Regions from separate parts of the Homo sapiens genome. Here region 2 is linked to region 1. The links are chromatin contacts, found by Hi-C or POLR2A ChIA-PET in ENCODE. All regions are on one chromosome and are shown on one strand. The core of a region is the stretch at or near the end of the contact, and the rest is flanking DNA. Distances in the headings are between cores, read along the strand shown. Region 1 overlaps LOC105377161 (a long non-coding RNA gene). Region 2 has its middle 130 kb from the start of SHQ1.

What was found. A loop is a pair of places that touch in the nucleus more often than their neighbours do. ChIA-PET counts read pairs that join two places held with the same protein, here RNA polymerase II (POLR2A). Pooled maps may share reads with other maps.
Region 2: a loop to region 1 is called in a map of PC-9, with 4 times the contacts of the local background. The contact joins two enhancer-like sites. A Hi-C loop is called at or near these places in 1 of 168 maps with a recorded cell type or tissue (PC-9), 2 of 37 single-sample maps with no recorded cell type and 3 of 50 pooled maps. POLR2A ChIA-PET finds 5 or more read pairs at or near these places in 3 of 52 experiments (A673, Caco-2 and activated B cell).

Annotation. Positions count from the first base shown.
Region 1 is chr3:72,589,817-72,593,400 of GRCh38, reverse strand. All of the region lies in intron 10 of LOC105377161 (a long non-coding RNA gene), which reads left to right. Among named protein-coding and RNA genes, the nearest start is that of RYBP, 140 kb to the right of the region's middle. RefSeq lists an enhancer at 2,014-2,841. Within about 2 kb of position 1,645, at least 12 of the 41 ENCODE cell types and tissues checked have a DNase peak (open chromatin) inside an H3K27ac peak, as active enhancers do; they include PC-9, where a contact is called at or near this core.
Region 2 is chr3:72,721,433-72,725,016 of GRCh38, reverse strand. No RefSeq gene overlaps it. Among named protein-coding and RNA genes, the nearest start is that of SHQ1, 130 kb to the left of the region's middle. Within about 2 kb of position 1,521, at least 6 of the 41 ENCODE cell types and tissues checked have a DNase peak (open chromatin) inside an H3K27ac peak, as active enhancers do; they include PC-9, where a contact is called at or near this core.

The DNA.
Region 1 (3,584 bases), core at 396-2,895:
TTTTTTTTTTTTGAGACAGAGTTTCGCTCTTTTGCCCAGGATGGAGTGCAATGGCACCATGATCTCGGCTCACTGCAAGCTCCGCCTCCCAGGTTCACGCCCTTCTCTTGCCTCAGCCTCCTGAGTAGCTGGGACTACAGGCACCCACCACCACGCCTGGCTAATTTCTTTGTATTTTTTTTAGTAGAGACGGGGTTTCACCATGTTAGCCAGCATGGTCCTGATCTCCTGACCTCGTGATCTGCCTGCCTCGGCCTCCCAGAGTGCTGGGATTACAGGCGTGAGCCATTGCGCCCGGCCAGGAGTTTTCTAAAATGCAAAATTGGCTGGGCGTGGTGGCTCATGCCTGTAATTCCAGCACTTTGGGAGGCTGAGGCGGGTGCATCACTTGAGCCAGGAGTTTGAGACCAACCTGGGCAACCTAGGGAGACCCCGTCTCTACTAAAAATACAAAAAAAATTAGCTGGGTGTGGTGGCATGCACCTGTCATCCCAACTACTCGAGAGGCTGAGGCACAAGAATCGCTTGAACCCAGGAGGCGGAAGTTGCAGTGAGCCGAGATCATACCACTGCACTCCAGCCTGGGTGACAGAGCGAGTCTCCGTCTCAAAAATACATAAGTAAATTAATTTAAAAATAATAAAATAAAATGCAAAATTAATCATTTCCCTCCTCTGCTCCCTATTGCTTTTAGGCAGTGTTTGAACCCCTTACATGGATGACAAAACACCCTGTTAGTCCCTTAGCAGGGTTGCTCGGCCAGCTGTCTCCTCCATCCCCTGCTCCCTTCTCTCACACACAACTCCAGCCATATGCAATCATCGGAAATTGTCCTACGTGCAATGCTTGCCTTCAACCCAGGCCATTGCTGTGCTGTTCCCATCTCCTGGAATCTTCTCCCCCTTTCTCCTTTCCCAGTACCTTGGCCCATCCCATGCTGACTTCTGTCTTCAGGCCTCCTTCCTCTAGAAAGCCTTCCTGACCTCAGGCAGGGTTAGAGTCCATCTCTCCTTGCATCCACAGAACTTTACTCTTGCCCTCCTCACCCTGGGGCAGAGCTGTCTCCTTATCTGCCCTTCCTTCTTGAGCCGTGGCTTTCAGCCCTGGTTGCACGTTAGAAACATGTGGAAGCCTTTACAAAATGCAGATACCTTGGCCCCACCATGGACTAATCACATCGGAATCTCTGCGGGTGGGGCCTAGTATAGGCTTTTCTTAAAAGCTCCCCGAGTGATCCCAATGTGCAAAACCACATTCTGATAGTATGATCTCACGAAGGCAGAGGCTGGGTTTTATTTATTTCATCTTCAGTTCCTGGTACATAGTAGGAGGTCCCTGATAAATGTTGGCTGTGGATATGAATGACAGCTACTGACATGCTGTCATCCTTCTGTGTCAGGTGCTGTTCCAAAGCAATCAATGAATAAACGAAAGAATAAATAAGTGAGTGAATGAATGTATCAGTGAATGAATGAATGAATGAATAAAAGGCCCACCCACATGCAGCTGGGAACTAGAGGCTCCAAAAAAATGTCTGTCCCTCGAGATGTCTAATTGTCTAAAGGCAGTGAATAGCCTCTTGCCAAACTCCTAGCAGAGATTAAGTAGTCATCCAGCCCTGGGGCACGACCGTGGGTGGTCACTGCTGAGCTGCCAAGTCACCAGCAAGCAGGAGCAGCGGCAGCCACAAAACTGGAAACTGGAGTTGGGAGATGGGGGCTGGGAATTCAGCTAGGAAGGAGCCAACGGGCTCCTTATTTAGGAAGGAATTTGTTTTGGTGTTGCGGGTGCGGGGGTTAAAATTCATTGTTTCTGAGGTTGCTGTGAAGAGTTGGGTCCAACCCAGCAGCATGGGGTTGGAGCAGGGTAATTGGAGGTTGCAGGGCCTGGATTTGCAGCTCTCCTCCCAATGAAAATACACTGGAAAGCAAAACAGAGAGGCTGGAAAATCGTCTCCCAGCGTCACCGGCAAGAATGAAAATATATGGCTTAATAAAAATGGCTGATTCAATTTCAAACAAGTGGCTCATACCCACCTCTAAATAGCTGCTGTTAAAATGCAGACTATAGCCCTGTTTTAAATGAGGCCTAAGGTAGGGAGGAAAAAGGCCTCTCTGCAGGGAGGGGCATGGATCTTTGCTGAGGCCTATTTCAGTCTGAAGTTTTTAAATGGAGTCAAATCAAGGTATTGATGTTGCTTTAATTTTTTTTCCTGTCCGCACAAAGTAGGCTCTAAATGGCATTAGCTGTAATGAGGTAACCCTCTATGCTCCCCGGGGTGGGCACCTGAGCAGGGGCCCCCACAGGACTGCCTGCCGCCCTGGGGTGCTTCACGGGGAAGGGCCACCTCCCTTTGTTCTGTCTCCATGGCCAGAATGAACCCAGGCGGAGTCCAGTGGCATTCAGAGCTGCCCCCAACCCAGCTGCCAGTTCCCTGTTATCTGAATTGAAGAGGTCAGAGGTTAAGTGAGAGATCAGAGTCCCCGGGTCAGGGAAAGAAAAACAAATCCCCGGGGCCTCCGCTGTGCTCTTGAAGCGTGTAGGCCGTGCCCTCCGGTGCAGATGGGGGAATATTTTATACCAGGCCCTGTCCTTTTCTGTTACCATGTAAATTGACTGACTTTTTTTCTTTAACCGAGTTAGGGGAATTTCATGGAGGGGAAAAAAAGGATTGCATGGGCATTTGAATTTTTGCTGAAGACCAAGAGTAGCAACTCCAGTTCTGGCCTCAGCTTCATGACAGGAAGCCGTCGTTGACTGTGGGCCTGTTTTCCTCTTTTCAAACAAGTCCAAGAGGTGATAAGGTAAAAAGGGGTCGAGACACTCATGAATGTATTCAGAAACTAGGTGATCGCACCTGCTATCATGGAGAAGGGAGGCACATTTAAAAGCTTGTTATTGGCTTGGCATGGTGGCTCACGCCTGTAATCCCAGCACTTTGGGAAGCCGAGGCAGGCGGATCATCTGAGGTCAGGAGTTTGAGGCAAGTCTGGCCAACATGGTGAAACCCTGTCTCTACTAAAAATAAAAAAATTAGCCAGGCGTGGTGGTGTTCACCTGTAGTCCCAGCTACTCAGGAGGCTGAGGCAAGAGAATCGCTTGTACCCAGGAGGCCAAAGTTGCAGTGAGCCGAGATCACGCCACTGCACTCCAGCCTGGGCAATAGAGTGAGACTCAGTCTCAAAAACACAAACAAAGAAAAAAAGCCTTGTTATTCTGTGGGTCTAAGAAGCTCCTCATCGTTCAGGCTCCTCAATCAGGAAGCAGTTTTGGATTCTTTACTGGGTTCTTAGCCCTGTGCAAAGAGCTGTAAGGGTTACTGGAGGTTAAGATAAGATAATGCCTCTCAAGGGGCATTTTATGTTGTTTTAGAGCCAGAAAGACTTCAGTTCATCCTGGCTCTGATAGTTCCTAGCCATGTGACCTTGGACTGACTCCTCGAAGCCTCTGTTTACTTATCTGTAATATGGGCGTAGTAGGCCCTCCGTCCTCACCACTTCAGTGTACTCTGGCACCTCCATTTCTTCCCCTGGGGGCTTTCTCAGGCTGCCGATGCCCACTTTGCCTGCCCTTGCAGGTGCCAG
Region 2 (3,584 bases), core at 272-2,771, 130 kb before region 1:
CCTGAAGTCAAGCAATCCGCCCACCTTGGCCTCCCACCATGCTGGGATTACAGGCGTGAGCCACCGCACCCGGTTTTTTGAGGACTTCAAACAGCAAACAACATAGTTTCCGTTACCAGTTAAAAAGTTTAGAAACCCAGCTGGGTGCGGTGGCTCACGCCTGTAATCCCAGCACTTTGGGAGGCCAAGGCGGGCGGATCACGAGGTCAGGAGACCGAAACCATCCTGGCTAACAAGGTGAAACCCTGTCTCTACTAAAAATACAAAAAAAATTAGCTGGGCATGGTGGTAAGCGCCTGTAGTCCCAGCTACTCGGGAGGCTGAGGCAGGAGAATGGCGTGAACCCGGGAGGCGGAGCTTGCAGTGAGCCGAGATCGCGCCACTGCACTCCAGCCTGGGCAACAGAGTGAGACGCCGTCTCAAAAAAAAAAACAAGTTTAGAAACCCAACTCAAGGTAGCTTAAACAAAAGGAGGGATATATTAAAGAACAGCAACAGTGTCTCAGGGAAGCCAGGGGGAGGAACAGAGCTGGGCTTGAAACTGGGAGGGCGATTTCTCCATCCCCATTGCCGGTTTTCTTTATACTGTTTGTGACCCAGTCCATGTTGTGGAACACAGCTGCCGACTACTCCTGAAATTTGTGAAATTGACTTCTGTAGTCTGGCATCTCAAGGGTGACTCATCTCTCAGTGCCAACACGCCTCAGGTAAGGACTCAGGAACTGGCTTGAGCCAGGAGTCCACTCCTGGACCAATCAGCTATGGCCAGGGTGGAATTGAGTCACACTCCACCTCCTAGTTGTTCTTAAGTAAGGATGGGGGCTGGGCACGGTGGCTCAGGCCTTCAATGCCAGCACTTTGGGAGTCCGAGGTGGGCGGATCACGTGAGATCAGGAGTTCGAGACCAGCCTGGCCAACGTGGTGAAACCCCTTCTCTAATAAAAATATAAAAATTAGCCGAGTGTGGTGGCAGGCGCCTGTAGTCCCAGCTACTCGGGAGGCTGAGGCAGGAGAATCACTTGAACCCAGGAGGCGAAGCTTGCAGAGAGCCGAGATCATGCCACTGCACTCCAGCCTGTGTGACGGAGTGAGATGTTGTCTCAAAAAAAAAAAAAAAAAAAAAGTAAGGATGGGGCTCTGGGCAGGGAGAAATAATTCTCAAAGAGGGGAATGAGGGAAGAGTAAACAAAGGATCTAAGTTGCCAGAAAACCAGAAACTAAAGAATGAATGTACCTAGAAGCAAGCTCAGAATTTAGCTCTGAGCTTTGTGGTAGCCAAAGCTTTAAAAAAAAGAAAAAAAAGGAAAGAAAGAAAACAACGAATAAGCATCTGAGTTCTGATTGGCTAATAAAATAAGGCACAGCAGATCACGAGGAGAGAGAAGCATTTTCTTCCATGAAAGCTGAGAGGACATTCTTTAGGTTTCTATGTGGAAGGGGACTAAGAAATACAATAAATGACTCATTCAGCAACAGTTGAATTTAGATTTCTGAGATGATTAAGTTTTTCACAATGTGTGGGGAGTCCCTCCTGGTGAATTCTGAAAGTAGAGGGGACATTATTAAATTTCAGTGCAAGGGTAGGCAGGGTGTGTTTGAGGGGGAACCAAAGTCATGCTCATTATGTTTTCTTTCGATGACCTCATTGGCTCTTGGAGACCTCAGTGCCGTGGTAAAAAACTCAGGGTTTACCTACAGGACTGGGGAGAGGGGTGTGGAGTGGGTTGGGTGTGAGGAAAACATCAGGATAAAGGGCAGCTGACAATCCATCTCTGTCAGCAGGGGGAACTTGAGAAATAGCTGCTCCTTGGTGGTAGCCAAGTGGTGCCTCTTGGGCCTAATGATATTCTACCAGGAACTGGAAAGTCTGGACTATTAAAACATGACTGTTGACAATGAATTTAAATTCCAAGAGCCAAACAAAACGTGGTGAGGGTGAATGTAGCCCTCGGCCATGGGCGTGCAGGCCCCACCCCTCTGGCGTTGCAAGGACTGGGTAGCCTGTGTTCATATGAGCTTCCTGGAACACAGATGGCTCTGCCAGGCTCTTGGCCAGAACTGGGCACAGTGAGAGCCCCAAGTGCAGAAATTCTGTGTCCTGTAGAGCCAAGAATGCCACACCTCTTACTCCTTTCCTTCTTTTTCTTTTTCTATTTTTTTTTTCCAGACAGGATCTCACTCTGGGGTGCAGTGCATGATCACAGCCCACTGCAGCCTGGACCTCCCAGGCTTAAGCGATCCTCCCACCTTAACCTCATGAGTAGCTGGGGCAACAGGCATGTGCCACCATGCCTGGCTAATATATATATATATATTTTTTGAGACAGAGTCTCCCTCTGTTGCCAGGCTAGAGTGCAGTGGTGCGATCCCAGCTCACTGCAACCTCTGCCTCCCGGGTTCAAGAGATTCCCCTGCCTCAGCCTCCTGAGTAGCTGGGAATACAGGCACATGCCACCATGCTTGGCTAATTTTTTGTATTTTTTAGTAGAGACGGGGTTTCACCATGTTGGCCAGGATGGTCTCGATCTCTTGACCTCGTGATCCGCCCACCTCGGCCTCCCAAAGTACTGAGATTACAGGTGTGAGCCACCACGCCCGGCCAAATTTTTAAAAAAATCTTTAGTAGAGATGAGGCCTCTCCCTATGTTGACCAAGCCAGTCTTGAACTCCGGAGCTCAAGCAATCCTCCCGTTTTGGCCTCCCAAAGTGCTGGGATTACAGGTGGCATGGGTGACAGCACCCTCCCTCCCTTCCTCCCTTCCTCCCTTCCTCTCTCTTTCTTCCTCCCTCCCTCCTTCCCTCCCTTCTCCTTTCTCCCTTCTCTCTCTCCTTCCTTCCTTCCTTCCTTCCTTCCTTCCTTCCTTCCTTCCTCCTTCCTTCCTTCCTGTTGGGCCCCAGGTATCCAATGATGAGTAAAACAGGCCCTCCATTCTCTCAGGGAGTTTACATTCCAGTTAGGGAGCCAGACTTTCACAACTAATTACACAGTGAAGTGGTTCATCCAAGTTGTAAGATGTGCCAGGAGGGGAGCCTGCCGAAAGCCACCTTAGAGTGCTTACAAGGGAATCTGATCAAGTCTATGTTTAGGAAAATTCCCCGAGGAAATGACTTAAGCCGAGATCTTAAGGAGAATAAGGGAGGGTTGTGATTCCAGACAAAGCAGGCTGCTGTGACTGCTGTGAATTGGGAAGGAACTTGTCACTTGTCACTTGTCACCGGAGGGCAGAGTTACCAGATGGGGCTGGGGACCGAGGAAGGAGCCAGGCAGATTTTGTTAGCCATGTTGAAGATTTAGAACTCAAGCAAACTTATCCAAAACTTAGAAATATGGCAGAAAGGAAGACTGCAGTTTCTTTCCACGTCGGCTTAGAGCATTATTTGCCAGGCCTGCCCAAGGATTAGTTAATTCTATATGGGAATTGTACCTTGGTTTGATTTTGCTATTTACTGATTGAACTTGATCTCTATTAAGTTACATGTAAATTTGTGAATAGCTGTCCTGTTGAGATGCAAATGGTTTATGTGTGATAGAGGAGGCAACCCTAAAGGTTTTGGCTTTATCACCCTGAAGGACATTAGTCATT